Regions from separate parts of the Homo sapiens genome. Here region 1 is linked to region 2. A link is a contact called in ENCODE Hi-C or POLR2A ChIA-PET data. All regions are on one chromosome and are shown on one strand. Each heading gives the region's core, a stretch centred on a gene start or an enhancer-like site at or near the end of the contact. The rest is flanking DNA. Distances are from core to core; before and after follow the strand shown.

What was found. A loop is a pair of places that touch in the nucleus more often than their neighbours do. ChIA-PET counts read pairs that join two places held with the same protein, here RNA polymerase II (POLR2A). Pooled maps may share reads with other maps.
Region 1: a loop to region 2 is called in a map of naive thymus-derived CD4-positive, alpha-beta T cell, with 26 times the contacts of the local background. The contact joins the promoter of PSMD4 here to the promoter of SF3B4 in region 2. A Hi-C loop is called at or near these places in 1 of 168 maps with a recorded cell type or tissue (naive thymus-derived CD4-positive, alpha-beta T cell) and 4 of 50 pooled maps. POLR2A ChIA-PET finds 5 or more read pairs at or near these places in 1 of 52 experiments (activated CD8-positive, alpha-beta memory T cell).

What each region holds. Positions count from the first base shown.
Region 1 is chr1:151,252,238-151,258,967 of GRCh38, reverse strand. PSMD4 (proteasome 26S subunit ubiquitin receptor, non-ATPase 4) reads right to left here and starts at 4,234. Exons shown (of 10, transcript NM_002810.4): 1 at 4,160-4,234. The coding sequence starts at 4,185. RefSeq lists a silencer at 3,973-4,112 and an enhancer at 4,153-4,342.
Region 2 is chr1:149,926,553-149,933,751 of GRCh38, reverse strand. SF3B4 (splicing factor 3b subunit 4) reads left to right here and starts at 5,949. Exons shown (of 6, transcript NM_005850.5): 1 at 5,949-6,026; 2 at 6,458-6,586; 3 at 6,834-7,199. The coding sequence starts at 5,993. MTMR11 (myotubularin related protein 11) reads left to right here. Exons shown (of 17, transcript NM_001145862.2): 9 at 54-142; 10 at 222-346; 11 at 1,422-1,488; 12 at 1,738-1,808; 13 at 2,326-2,492; 14 at 2,787-2,960; 15 at 3,205-3,387; 16 at 3,836-4,129; 17 at 4,435-5,101. The coding sequence ends at 4,623. RefSeq lists enhancers at 4,569-4,638, 5,773-6,152.

The DNA.
Region 1 (6,730 bases), core at 2,985-5,484, 1.3 Mb before region 2:
TGCTGGGATTACAGGTGTAAGCCACCGCACCTGGCCATTTCACATATTTTTTTGAGACAGGATCTTGCTCTGTCACCCAGGCTGGAGGCCAGTGGTGAAATCATAGCTCACTGTAACCTCAAACTCCTGGGCTTAACCCCTTCTCCTGCCTCAGCCTCCTAAGTAGCTGGGATTACCGCCAAAACCTTTATTTTAAAAGAGAATACAGGCTGGGTGTGATGGTTCATGCCTGTAATCCCAGCACTTAGGGAGTCCAAGGAGGGAGGCTCTCTTGAGCCCAAGAGTTCGAGACCAGCCTAATCAATATGACAAAACCCCATCTCTACAAAAAATACAAAAAATAGCTGGGCATGGTGGTAAGTGCCTGTAGTCCCAGCTATTCAGGAGGCTGAGGCAGGAGGATCACTTGAGCCCCGGAGGTCGAGGCTGCAGTGAGCCAAGATCACACTACTGCACTCCAGCCTGGGTGACAGAATGAGACCCTGTCTCCCCCAAAAAAAAAAAAAAAAAAAAAAACACTCGAAAAGGGTAATACAATGGCACATGTGCAAGGCAGTCACATCAACAGCAGGTTCCCCATGATGCACTACATGGGGCCAAGAACTATGTGCATACTGCCACAAAAAGAATAAAATACCTTGGCTGGGTGTTGTGGCTCATGCCTGTAATCTCAGCACTTTGGGAGGCTGAGGCTGGTGGATCACCTGAGGTCAAGTGTTCGAGACCAGCCTGACCAATATGATGAAACCTCATCTCTACTAAAAATACAGAAAAAAATTACCCGGGCATGGTGGCACGCACCTGTAATCCCAGCTACTCGGGAGGCTGAGACAGGAGAATCATTTGAACCCGGGAGGTGGAGGTTGCAGTGAGCCGAGATGGCGCCACTGCACTCCAGCCTGGGCAACAAAAGCGAGACTCCATCTCAAAAAAACAAACAAATAGACAAACAAACCTAGGAATACAACTAACCAGGGAGATGAAAGAGCTCTACAATGAGAATTACAAAATACCGCTCAAATAAATCAAAGAAGATATAAACAAGTGGAAAAACATCTCATGCTCATGAATAGGAAGAATCAATATCATTAAAATGGCCATACTGCCGAGCATGGTGGCTCACACCTGTAATTCCAGCACTTTGGGAGGCTGAGGTGGGCAGATCACTTGAGGCCAGGAGTTCAAGACCAGCCTGGCCACATGGCCAAACCCCATCTTTACTAAAAATACAAAAAAAAAAAAAAAAAAAAAAGAAAGCCAGGTATGGTGGCGGGTGCCTGGAATCCCAGCTACTCAGAAGGCTGAGGCACAATAATCACTTGAACCTGAGAGGCGGAGGTTGCAATGAGCCGAGATCACACCACTGCACTCCAGCCTGGGAGACAGAGCAAGACTCTGTCTCATAAATTAATTAATTAATTAATTAAAATTGGCCATTCTTCCCACAGCAATTTACAGATTCAATGCTACTCCTATCAAACTACCAAAAACATTCTTCAAAGAACTAGAAAAAACTATTTGAAAATTCATATGGAACCAACAAAGAGCCAGAAAAGCCAAGGCAATCCTAAGCTAAAAGAACAAAGCTGGAGGCAACTTTACCCAACTTCAAACTATTACTTAGGGCTACAATAACCAAAACCGCATGGCACTGGTACAAAAACAGGCACAGAGACCAATGGGACAGAATAGAGAGTCTAGAAATAAAGCCGCACACCTATGACCATCTATTCTTTGACAAAGCTGACAAAACAAGCAGTGAGGAAAAAGAGTCCCTATTCAATAACTGGGGATACTGGCTAGGCTAGCCATATGCAGAAGATTGAAGCTGGACTCCTTTCTTATACCATACACAAAAATTAACTGAAGATGGATTAAAGACAAGGTAAAACCCAAAACTATAAAAATCCTGGAAGACCGGCCGGGCACAGTGGCTCACGCCTATAATGCCAGCACTTTGGGAGGCTGAGGCGGGCGGATCACCTGAGGGTGGGAGTTCGAGACCAGCCTGACCAACATGGAGAAACCTGGTCTCTACTAAAAACACAAAATTAGCTGGGCGTGGTGGCGCATGCCTGTAATCCCAGCTACTAAGGAGGCTGAGGCAGGAGAATCGCTTGAACACGGGAGGCGGAGGTTGCGGTGAGCCGAAGGTTGCGGGGAGCTGAGATTGTGTCATTGCACTCCAGCCTGGGCAATAAGAGCGAAAAAAAAAAAAAGTGGGCAAAGGAGCCGGGCACAGTGGCTCAACGCCTGTAATCCCTGCACTTTGGGAGGCTGAGGCGGGTGGATCACCTGAGCTCAGCAGTTTGAGACTAGCCTGGCCAACATGATGAAACCCCGTCTCTACCAAAAATACAAAAAAGCTGGGCGTGGTGGCGGGCACCTGTAATCCCAGTTACTCAGGAGGCTGAGGCAGGAGAATCACTTGAACCAGGGAGGCGGAGGTTGCAGTGAGCTGAGATGGCGCCACTGTACTCCAACCTGGGCAACAAGAGCAAAACTCCTTCTCAAAGAGAAAAAAAAAAAAAAAAGTGGGCAAAGGACATGAACAGACATCAGACACTTTATTTTTATTTATTTATTTATTTATTTATTTATTTTATTATTATTTTTTTTTTTTTGAGAGGGAGTCTCACTCTGTCGCCCAGGCTAGAGTGCAGTGGCGCCATCTCGGCTCACTGCAACCTCCACCTCCGGGGTTCAAACGATTCTCCCACCTCAGCCTCTGGAGTAGCTGGGACTACAGGCGTCCACCACCACGCCTGGCTAATTTTTGTATTTTTAGTAGAGATGGGGTTTCACCATGTTGGCCAGGCTGGTCAGTAACTCCTGACCTCAGGTGATACACCCACTTCAGCCTTCCAAAGTGCTGGGATTACAGGCCTGAGCCACGCCCCAGCCAGACACTTTTCAAAAGACGATATACATACAGCCAACAAGCCTATTAAAAAAACCTCAATATCACTGATCATTAGAGAAATGCAAATAAATCAAAACCACAACGAGATACCACCTAACACCAGTCAGAATGGCTATTACTAAAAACTAAAAAAATAACAGATGCTGGCAAGGTTGCGAGAAAAGAGAACACTGTTCTATCGTTGGTGCAAGTGTAAATTAGTTCAATCACTGGGAATCACTTGAACCAGGGAGGCGGAGGCTGCAGTGAGCCAGACTGGGCCACTGCACTCCAGTCCGGGAGACAGAGCGAGACCGTCTCAAAAAAAAATTATTCATCGTTTATCTGAAACTCAAATTTCACTGGGCATCCTGTATGTTATCTGGCAATGCTATGCTCCCCCGAGAAAATAAAAAGAAGAAATCTCATAGGTGCCTGTTTCACCCAATCGGTGATTTGTGTTCGTCAACTATTCTGTATTACATTCAGTGATTACACTTAGAAGGAACTCTTGAAACCCTGCAAAAATTTATGTCCTCCTCTTCTAATGTGACTCGTAATAGGTACTCAGCCCAAGCCTGAAACTGACAAAGAGAGCTACCTCACCGGATAAAGCCTTTGTGTCAGACAGCCGTGGGTTTAAATCTTGACTCCACCACTTAACTAGCTGTATGATTTTGGACAAATCACTTAAAATCGCTGAGACTCGGTATCCTGAACCGTAAAATGGAGAGATAATTTACCTTAAGGTGTGGTTGTGAGGTATAAGTGAGATAAACAAAATGACTGATACATAAAAAGCAATCTGTAAATGGTACCTTTGAAGATGATACAGGGAAAGGTAATGAAGTTAGAGACGAGGGAATGGGGAGAGGAAGGGATTAATAATCTATTTTCCTAATAGACGTTATTTTGCAAAGAAAGGAGGGCAGAAAACTATTACGATGAGTCCGAAAAGCAGAACTGTAGCTAAAGACAGACCCGGGCTGCTCTAGAGAAGACGGCGCTAGAACAGAGAAAGGAAGCAGGAATGACCAGTCAATGACCGTCCCCCTGGGGGTAACAGTGGTAACCCGGGACTATCCGCCACTCCAGGGCCCCGGGATGACTCAGGGAGTCCAGCGGGCTCCTTACCTCCGGGGCCAGGGCCGCCTCTCGCCCATGAGCCCCTGGCCCCCACCCCAGGCCCTCCCTGCCTTGGCGCTACACGCGCCCGGAACCCAGCTCTGCCCCTCCTGCCCCGAAGTAGCTCCTCACCACACCATAGTGCTTTCCAACACCATCTTGCCACCTTCCTCCCTCCCGACCGGGTCTCCGGGACGGCCTAACAACAACTCCTCCAATTGGCCCGTCGCTCTTCACCAATCACAGACCTCGGCTTGGCCAGCTGCTTCCGCCTCCGTCCCCCACGTTGCGTTCTGGGAGTTGTAGGTGCCGCCAAACAAATTTGTAGGCGTCTTGAGGGTAGTTGAAGGGAATCGCGGTAACACAAAAAACAGGATCTAGCCTCCACTTTCCCTGCCATTGCAGTTCTCAGTTGGGGTTTCCCGCTGGCCGGATCTCAGGGGAGCTATGGAGGAACCTTTGAAAGTGCTGTGTCGATTCCGGCTTCGGCATTTTAAAAAAGTGTCGGGATCGGCCGAGCGCGGTGGCTCACGCCTGTTAGCCCAGCACTTTGGGAGGCCAAGGCGGGCGGATCACGAGGTCAGGAGTTCGAGACCAGCCTGGCCAGCATGGTGAAACCCTGTCTCTACTAAAAATACAAAAAATTAGCCGGGCATGGTGGCGCACGCCTGTAATCCCCGCTACTCGGGAGGCTGAGGCAGGAGAATTACTTGAACCCGGGAGGCAGAGATTGCAGTGAGCCGAGATCGCGCCACTGCACTCCAGCCTGGGGGACAGAGTGAGACTCCGTCTCAAAAAAAGAAAAAAAAAAGTGTCGGGATCGCTAATGACTTTCTACAGCCCTCAGTTCCCTGTAGAATTTTAATTCAACAAGCCCTTATACCCTTCAATTGAATTTATTTGTATATTTATCTCCTCCCTCGTTTAACTAAGGGTGGGCAACGTGCCTTTTTTTTTTTTTTTTTTTTTTTTTTTTTTTTTTTTTTTGAGACGGAGGAGTCTCGCTCTTTCACCCAGGCTAGAGTGCAGTGGCTCGATCTCGGCTCACTGCAACCTCCACCTCCTGGGTTCCAGGGATTCTCCTGCCTCAGCCTCCCAGGTAGCTGGGACTACAGGGGCATTCCACCATGCCCGGCTAATTTTGTATTTTTAGTAGAGACGAGGTTTCACCATGTTGGCCAGGCTGGTCTCGATTTCCTGACCTCAGATGATCCACCCACCTCAGCTTCCCAAAGTGCTGGGATTACAGGCGTGAGCCACCACACCTGGCCGGCAACGTGTCTTAATCTTTACAATTCCCTAAGCCCAGTACAGAGCCCGGAAAAGATTTGACAACTCAATTATATTAACTAATCTGCCAAAGAACAAACCACTAAACCGTTTTGGTTAATCAAAAATTACATTCAAGGCCTGATGCAATGGCTTAGGTTTTATAATCCCAGCGTTTTGGGAGGCCCAGGCAGGAGGATCAACTCAGGCTAGGAGTCTGAGACCAGCCTGGACAACACAGCCAGACTCCGTCTCTACAAAGTTTTATTGTTTGAGACAGGGTGTCGCTCTGTTGCCCAGATTGGAGTGCAGTGGCCTGATCTCGGCTCACTGCAATCTCCACCTCCCGGGTTCAAGCCATCCTCCTGCCTCAGCCTCCTGAGTAGCTGGGGCTATAGGTGCATGCCACCAAGCCCAGCTAATTTGTTTTTAATTTTTTGATGTGGGAGGATGGCTTGAGCGCATGAGTTCGAGACCAGCGTAGGCAACATAGCCAGACCCCATCTCTGAAAAAAAAAAAGTCTCAAAGTGTTGGGATTACAGGCGTGAGCCATCACATCAGCTGGATATTTGATATTAAGCAATTTTTTTAGGCATGATAATAGTGTTAAAGTTATCACCCTTATAAAAGTAGGCTTTATTAAGGGTTATATGTTGTATTCATAGATAAAAAAAGTATATGAAGTTTGGGATTTAACTTAATCCTCTGGAAGAAACAAATAGTTTTGTTTTTTGAGACAGGGTCTCAAAGTAAAACAAAAGAGACAAGGTCTCACTGGGCTGGAGTGCAGCAGTGGTGCAATCATACATAGCTCACTGCAACCTCTAACTCCTGGCCTCCCATCTCAGCCTCCGAAAACTGGGATTACAGGCTTGAGCCACTGCACCCGGCCACGCTGGTCTTATTTATGTTGATAATTATTGAGGCTGGGTTATGTGTACATAGTGGTTCACCATACTACTCTACTTTTGGTTTGGAAATTCCCATAATGAAAAAAAGAAGGCCAGCTGGGCACGGTGGCTCACGCCTGTAATCCCAGCACTGAGAGGCCGAGGTGGGCAGATCACTTGAGGTTGGGAGTCCGAGACCAGCCTGGATACCCCCGTCGCTACAAAAAAATACAAAAATTAGCTGATTGTGATGGTGCCAGCCTGTAGTCCCAGCTACTTGAGAGACTGAGGTAGGAAAGTCGCCTGAGCCCAGAAAGTCAAGGCTAGAGTGAGCTGAGATTGCTCTGGGTAACAGAGCAAGACTAAAAAAGAAAACCAAGGCTGGGAAATCTCAGCACTTTGGGAGGCCGAGGCGGACGGATCATAAGTTCAGGAGATCGAGAACATCTTGGCCAACATGGTGAAATCCCATCCTACTAAAGATACAAAAATTAGCCGGGCATTGTGGTGGGTGCCTATAGTCCCAGCTACTCTGGAGGCTGA
Region 2 (7,199 bases), core at 4,700-7,199:
AGCGTGGAGCTAGGCATTTCTCCCACAATGACCCTCTTCTGCCCCATGTGAAGCGCTTGTCCTGGCATCACCCTGGGGGCAGTGATCTTCTCCGCTGTGGAGGCTTCTATACAGCCAGTGACCCTAACAAGGAGGATATCAGGTGAGGGAGGCTTGATGAGAAGAATCAAGGGTTAGGTGCTCAGGGTAGACTCCTTATTTCCTGACTCCCTCCCCTCCAGAGCAGTGGAGTTGATGCTCCAGGCTGGGCATTCAGATGTTGTCCTGGTAGACACTATGGATGAGCTGCCCAGCCTTGCAGATGTCCAACTTGCCCACCTGAGGCTGAGGGCCCTCTGCCTGCCTGGTGAGAATAACCTTTGACCCCTAACCCTCACCCTCACCCCTAGGTCTGCTGAGCCTAACCTGGTTTACCCTTTGCTTGCTGTAGATGAGTAGCTCTTTAGTCCAATGAGCCCGTTTTCTTTTCTTTTCTTTTTTCTTGAGACGGAGTCTCGGCTGGGCATGGTGGCTCACGCTTGTAATCCCACCACTATGGGAGGCCGAGGTGGGCAGATCACTTGAGGGCAGGAGTTCAAGACCAACCTGGCCAACATGGTGAAACCCCGTTTCTACTAAAAATACACACACACACAAAATTAGCTGGGTGTGGTGGCCGATGCCTGTAATCCCAGCTACTTGGAAGGCTGAGGCACAAGAATCGCTTGAACCCAGGAGGCGGGTGAACTGAGAATGTGCCATTGCATTCCAGCCTGGGCGACAAGAGTGAAACTTGTCTTAAAAAAAAAAAAAAAGGCAGATGAGACGGAGTCTCCCTCTGTGGCCCAGGCTGGAGTGCAGTGGCGTGATCTCGGCTCACTGCAACCTCCAACTCCCATGTTCAAGCGATTCTCCTGCCTCAGCCTCCTGAGTAGCTGGGATTACAGGCGCCTGCCACCATGCCTGGCTAATTTTTGTATTTTTAGTAGAGACGAGGTTTCACCATGTTCCCCGTGTTAGACTAGGCTGGTCTCAAACTCCTCAGATGATCCACCCACCAAGGCCTCCTAAAGCGCTGGGATTACAGGCACAAGCCGTCGTGCCCGGCCAGTGAGACTGTTTTCTACTCACCTCCCACCTCTCCCACCTCTCCCACAGACTCACTGGTTTCCTGTCTTCTTGACCCCAATTTATTCTTTAAACAGCTTTATTGAGACATAATGTACATACCATAAAATTTACCCTTCACTGAAGTATACAATTCAGTGAGTTTTATTATATTTACAATGTTGTACAACCATCACCACAGTTTAATTTTAGAAACCATCCTGGCCATTTACAATTACTTTTCATTCCTGTTCTTAACCCAGCAGGCTATCAACCTGAATCCTGAATCCTGAGTTCTAATCTCTTGCCCTTCTGATCTTTCTACCCTCTATCAGATTCATCTGTAGCTGAGGATAAATGGCTTTCAGCCCTGGAAGGAACACGATGGCTGGACTATGTCAGGTACTCCCTCGCTTCTTCTAGCCATCATTTATAATTCAACCTTCCTCAACCTTCTGTTAACTTGGGGTCCTAAATGGCCTTTCTTTAGTTCTTCTCCTCGGTTTCCCAAGAAGACTGCCATTTTCTGCTCTTTAGAAGGAGGAGGGGTAGGATTTGGAGTCGGCCTTATTCCATCCCATGACCCATCAAAATCACTCCATTCCCCTAGGCTTATCATTCTTCCTCCCTCTTCCTCACCTGCTCCTCCAGGGCTTGTCTTCGAAAGGCCAGTGACATTTCAGTATTAGTGACATCCAGGGTTCGTTCTGTAATACTTCAAGGTGAGTTCCTTGGTTAAGCCCATTCCATTCCTTGCCTCTTTTCTTTACCCACCTGACCAGATTGCATTCAGGGAGGGAGACCCATAAGGCTTCTTCCTCTCCTGTTCCTGGGAACTACCTGCGAGCTCTACTCTCATCCTTCAGTGCTACCTCTGCCTCCCCATCACAACTTGTGGTCCCTGACACTAGGATGGTCTTAGCCCCTTTGTTCCTTTCCTTCCATCAGCGGATGGAGACTGGGGTTGGGGTGGGAAGGGCAGTGTGGAAGCTGGTTTGAGAATTGTGATTCTGCCCCTTACATGTGAAACTGGGTATTTCTATCCGGGTGGAGTCCAGGAAGTGAATCATTCAAGGTCTTTGTTTTCTCTTCACTTCTATGTGCTTTCTCAATCCTCCTACCCCAAACCTTTCCCCTCTGTGCCTCTCACTTCTCCTTGCCGTATTTCTCTTCTCATTCTCTTCTGCCCTAGTTTCTTGGACCCCTCTTCTTTGTCCCTTCTTCCTCTTTATCACCCAGAGCGCGGTGATCGTGATCTCAATGGCCTCCTCTCTTCACTCGTCCAGCTGCTTTCAGCCCCCGAAGCCCGAACACTGTTTGGCTTCCAATCACTAGTACAGCGAGAGTGGGTGGCAGCTGGACATCCCTTCCTGACTCGGCTTGGGGGAACTGGGGCCAGTGAAGAGGTGAGAATGATTCGGGATGGCATCGGGGGCATATTACTAAGGAAGTAAGAGAATGAGAAATTATTTTGTATAATCCATTGGAGGTGAATCCGGTCAGAAGGGCCCCGAGGTTAGGCTGGGACGAAGATCCTGATGAGTGAGGCCTTACAAGCCCCTGCTACCCTCAATTCAGATTTTCATTCCCTGACTTCCATAAGTTCCCCCTATTCCCTGTGTTCCCCATTCCCTTATCATCTCGTCATCCTCCCTCTTTGGGTCCCAATAATCCCTTCCAACCTCTTAATTTCTTTTCAGGCTCCGGTGTTTCTCCTCTTCCTTGATTGTGTCTGGCAGCTCCTCCAGCAGTTTCCAGCTGATTTTGAATTCTCTGAGTTTTTCCTTCTTGCTCTTCATGACAGTGTCAGGGTTCCTGACACCCTTACCTTCCTGAGAAATACCCCCTGGGAGCGCGGAAAGCAGAGCGGACAGGTCAGTGACTTCTATTTTTGACTCGTGTTTTTTTTTCCATTGAGATGTACTCTCTGAAGTTTGGTCTTGATTTGTTTTATGAGAAGTGAGGTCTGTGAGTGGGGAGGGGGAGATTTATTCTCATTTTCAGGACGAGACTTTTGCCCTACATCTTTCCTAGAATAAGAGGTGAGAATCTCATGATTTGTCTCTAGATGTGGGAGGATTGTGTGTAACCATCCTTTTTCTTGCTTCCTCTGTCCAGTTAAACTCCTATACACAAGTCTACACCCCAGGATACTCCCAGCCTCCAGCTGGGAACTCTTTTAACCTGCAGCTGTCTGTCTGGGACTGGGATTTACGTTATAGCAATGCACAGATACTACAATTCCAGAATCCTGGCTATGACCCAGAACACTGTCCAGATTCCTGGCTCCCTAGACCACAGGTGAAGTGTCTAAACTTCCTAAATTCCCTTGACGTTCCCACAGGCTCATGCTACTAGACAGTGAGAAGTGAAAGACAAAATGTCTTGAGTTCCTTAGGGAAAGCTACTCCACTACTCTTCTGCAGCTGTCACTTATAGTCCCTGGGTGTCCCTAGGAAGACAGAAGACCTAGAATAGCACAGAGGGCACCCTTTTTGTCCTTCCTCAAGTCTGTTTACTCATCTTCCTGTCTCGTGCACACATAAGGTGCCCTAAAATCAACCTTAATCAGTCCCGAGGCCTAGTTGAAGCCTAATGAGGAGGGTAGAAGAGTTCTCATGGGGAGGCTTGTAGTTCTAGTCACCAGTGCAGTGAGTGGGTGGCAGCAGGACACCCTGTCCTGATCCAGATTGGGGAAACTAGGGTTATCTGGTCTCTCTGTTGCCAGTTGATTTTCTTTTCCTTTTAGCCAAGCTTCATGGTTCCTGGACCCCCCAGTTCTGTGTGGCTCTTCTCTAGAGGAGCATTGACCCCCCTGAATCAGCTCTGTCCTTGGCGGGACAGTCCTTCCCTGCTGGCAGTCTCTTCTCGTTGGCTCCCTCGACCTGCTATCTCCTCTGAAAGCCTGGCTGACCAGGAATGGGGTCTCCCCTCACATTGGGGAGCTTGCCCTTTACCTCCAGGGCTGCTGCTGCCTGGGTATCTGGGACCCCAGATCAGGCTCTGGAGACGCTGCTACCTGAGGGGAAGGCCTGAGGTCCAGGTAAGAAGGGAAAATAGACTGGGAGTGGGACAAGGGACTTGACTCTGCTGAACCAGATGAACAGGAGCTGGAAAGGCAAGGAGCTGAAGCCTCTGGGAGTCTGGGAAGTGAAGTTCTACTCCTCTTGGCATCAAACAAGGTTTGGGAGTGTAGGAGGTGCGGGAAAGTGCTTGTGGCTTAGATTAAGTGGAATTTAGGGCATAGCTGAAAGGGGAAACAGAATTAAAGACACCAGAAGTAGCAGAGAAGCAGGGGGCCAGAGCTACAACAGTATTCTTCTCTGTTCCTCTTTGCCTCCTCCCCAGATGGGCCTCTCAGCTCCCACAATCTCTGGCCTCCAGGATGAGCTATCCCATCTTCAGGAGTTATTACGGAAATGGACACCAAGAATATCTCCTGAGGATCACTCCAAGAAAAGAGATCCACATACCATTCTCAATCCCACTGAAATTGCTGGCATTCTCAAAGGCAGGGCAGAGGGGGATCTGGGGTAGAGGAGGGTTCTGTCTAATCTTTTTTTTTTTTTTTTGTATCTGCACTTGCAGCCTCAGCTTTCACACTTCAGCCCTTAAGTTCACTAAGAAGGTCTGAGTTTCTGCTGCAGATAGTGGTGTTAACTGCTCCAACTCTTGTCTTGCTTAGTTTCTACAAATATTTTTGCTTCTTGTCATTTGAAGGATTAAGAAACAAAAACAATCCAGAAATTGATCGGTTTTTTTAGGCCAATCCCATCCCTTCTGGATAACCAGATGTTAAATCATGAGATCAGAGATGCTGTTCATCAGTCCCAACAAGATGGCCTAGAAATCGCATTCTCACCTCGCCTTGCTGCTGCTTTAATTCCAAGTTCTATTTCTTCCCTTATAGTTTTCTATGGGAATGAGGCGGATACAGGAAACACCCTATCTCCTCTGTATTTTTGTAGTGGAATTTCTATTTAAGGGGCTCATTAAAGCATAGTATTTATACACATTGCTGGCATTGTTTCTTGTGTTTGAATAAAGGATTCTCCTAGGTAGGAAAGTGGTGGGTAAAAGGGGTGTATGACCCAAGAGAGGAAGGCATCCACCATATTATTGCTAAGGAAATAGGGGAACTGGGTTTGGTGAGGCTCTGCAAAATTCAAGTGCAATTTGGGGAAAGGGTTCTCTTGTGTGTGTCTCCCATTTAGAGGCAGATGGGGCCAGAGTGTTCTAGAGATCCAGACTCTAGAGCTCCGATCCCATCCACCCCTCAGCTGTGGTCACACACCAACGCGGAGCAGCCCTCACCCTCCCCATGCAATTAGGACGAGGTGAGCGCAGACGTCACTCTAAGCTCAGACATTTCGCAGTCTCCTCCCCTGAGGGAAAACCAAATACCTCCAGCCCAAATCAGGGTTGTGAGGCCAAATCTGCAAGAAGGCTGCAGGCGAGAGGGAAGGCTCCCTCTGCGCCTGAAAGCCCCCAAGTCCTCGGGTTGGGGGGAACTCTTCAGCACATCCTTCTCTGGACAACAGAAGAAGAATCACTGTCCACAAAATATATTAAAACTGAAATTTTTGTTCTTTTAGCTTTCGAATTTACACTTTTGAGAGCAGTGTGATTCTTTCAAGTCTAGCAGTGCATTAAGAGGGCCTGAGCGTTTCCGTTCCGCCCTCCTCGCTAAGACAACTAGCAGCGGCACCTCAGGACGCGAGCCGAGGACTCTACCGCCCGACCCAGGTTAAGTTTCGGAGGCTCCTAAGATGGCTGCAGCCGCTTCCAGGCACCTCCTCTTCCGCGGCCCCGCCCACCGCTACGTCCGTCTTCGCCCCGGAAGTGGAAGTCGTGCTGAGGTCAGAAGGCGGAACCGCTGCTGGGAGACGGCGGGATCTCTTTCGCCATGGCTGCCGGGCCGATCTCCGAGCGGAATCAGGGTAACTGGAGGGGGAAAGTCTGGAATGGGCTCAGCGTGGCTAGGAGGCCCCGACTACAGCCAGCAGTGTCTCTGCAGGGGTGGGAGACTGGACTCCTCCCTTCCCCAGAGGGCGCGAGACCGGCCCTCTGCCTGTTGGGGGCGGGGTGGCCGGGTGCTGGCTGAGGCCTCTGGGTGTGATACTTAAGTCCGGTCCCCTGCTGACTTCTCACTCAAAAAATCAAAAAAACCCACTCACAATACTAAATTAGACTTCAGAGGATTCCCGAAGTCCTGGGAAGAGAGAAGTTTAAGGGTTTAAACTTTTTTTTTTGCTCCTGTCCCCTACCGCGGTCCCCAGTTCCCCTGGTTGGGTTCCATCTTCATGTTTCCATCACTTCCTTCCTTCCCGTTACACTCTCACGCTTGCTCTTTTTGCTCCCTCCCTTCAAGATGCCACTGTGTACGTGGGGGGCCTGGATGAGAAGGTTAGTGAACCGCTGCTGTGGGAACTGTTTCTCCAGGCTGGACCAGTAGTCAACACCCACATGCCAAAGGATAGAGTCACTGGCCAGCACCAAGGTGAGTACATGACAAGGGGCGAATTGCTCCCGGAGGGTCCCAGCAGTATTCACAACTGTTTTGGAATAACATGAGCAACCTAAAGATTTTTTTCTTTTAAGCCTCTCTTCAGTTTATTTCTGGAACCATTCTTAAGTAAAGTGATGTTGTTTCTTTCTTGTTCTTTGTGATTAGAGGGTAGATGAATTTTACCCCATTTTCAGTCTCTTTACTTACGTTGTTAACCTCCTCTTCTCCACTTTTCCAGGCTATGGCTTTGTGGAATTCTTGAGTGAGGAAGATGCTGACTATGCCATTAAGATCATGAACATGATCAAACTCTATGGGAAGCCAATACGGGTGAACAAAGCATCAGCTCACAACAAAAACCTGGATGTAGGGGCCAACATTTTCATTGGGAACCTGGACCCTGAGATTGATGAGAAGTTGCTTTATGATACTTTCAGCGCCTTTGGGGTCATCTTACAAACCCCCAAAATTATGCGGGACCCTGACACAGGCAACTCCAAAGGTTATGCCTTTATTAATTTTGCTTCATTTGATGCTTCGGATGCAGCAATTGAAGCCATGAATGGGCAGTACCTCTGTAACCGTCCTATCACCGTATCTTATG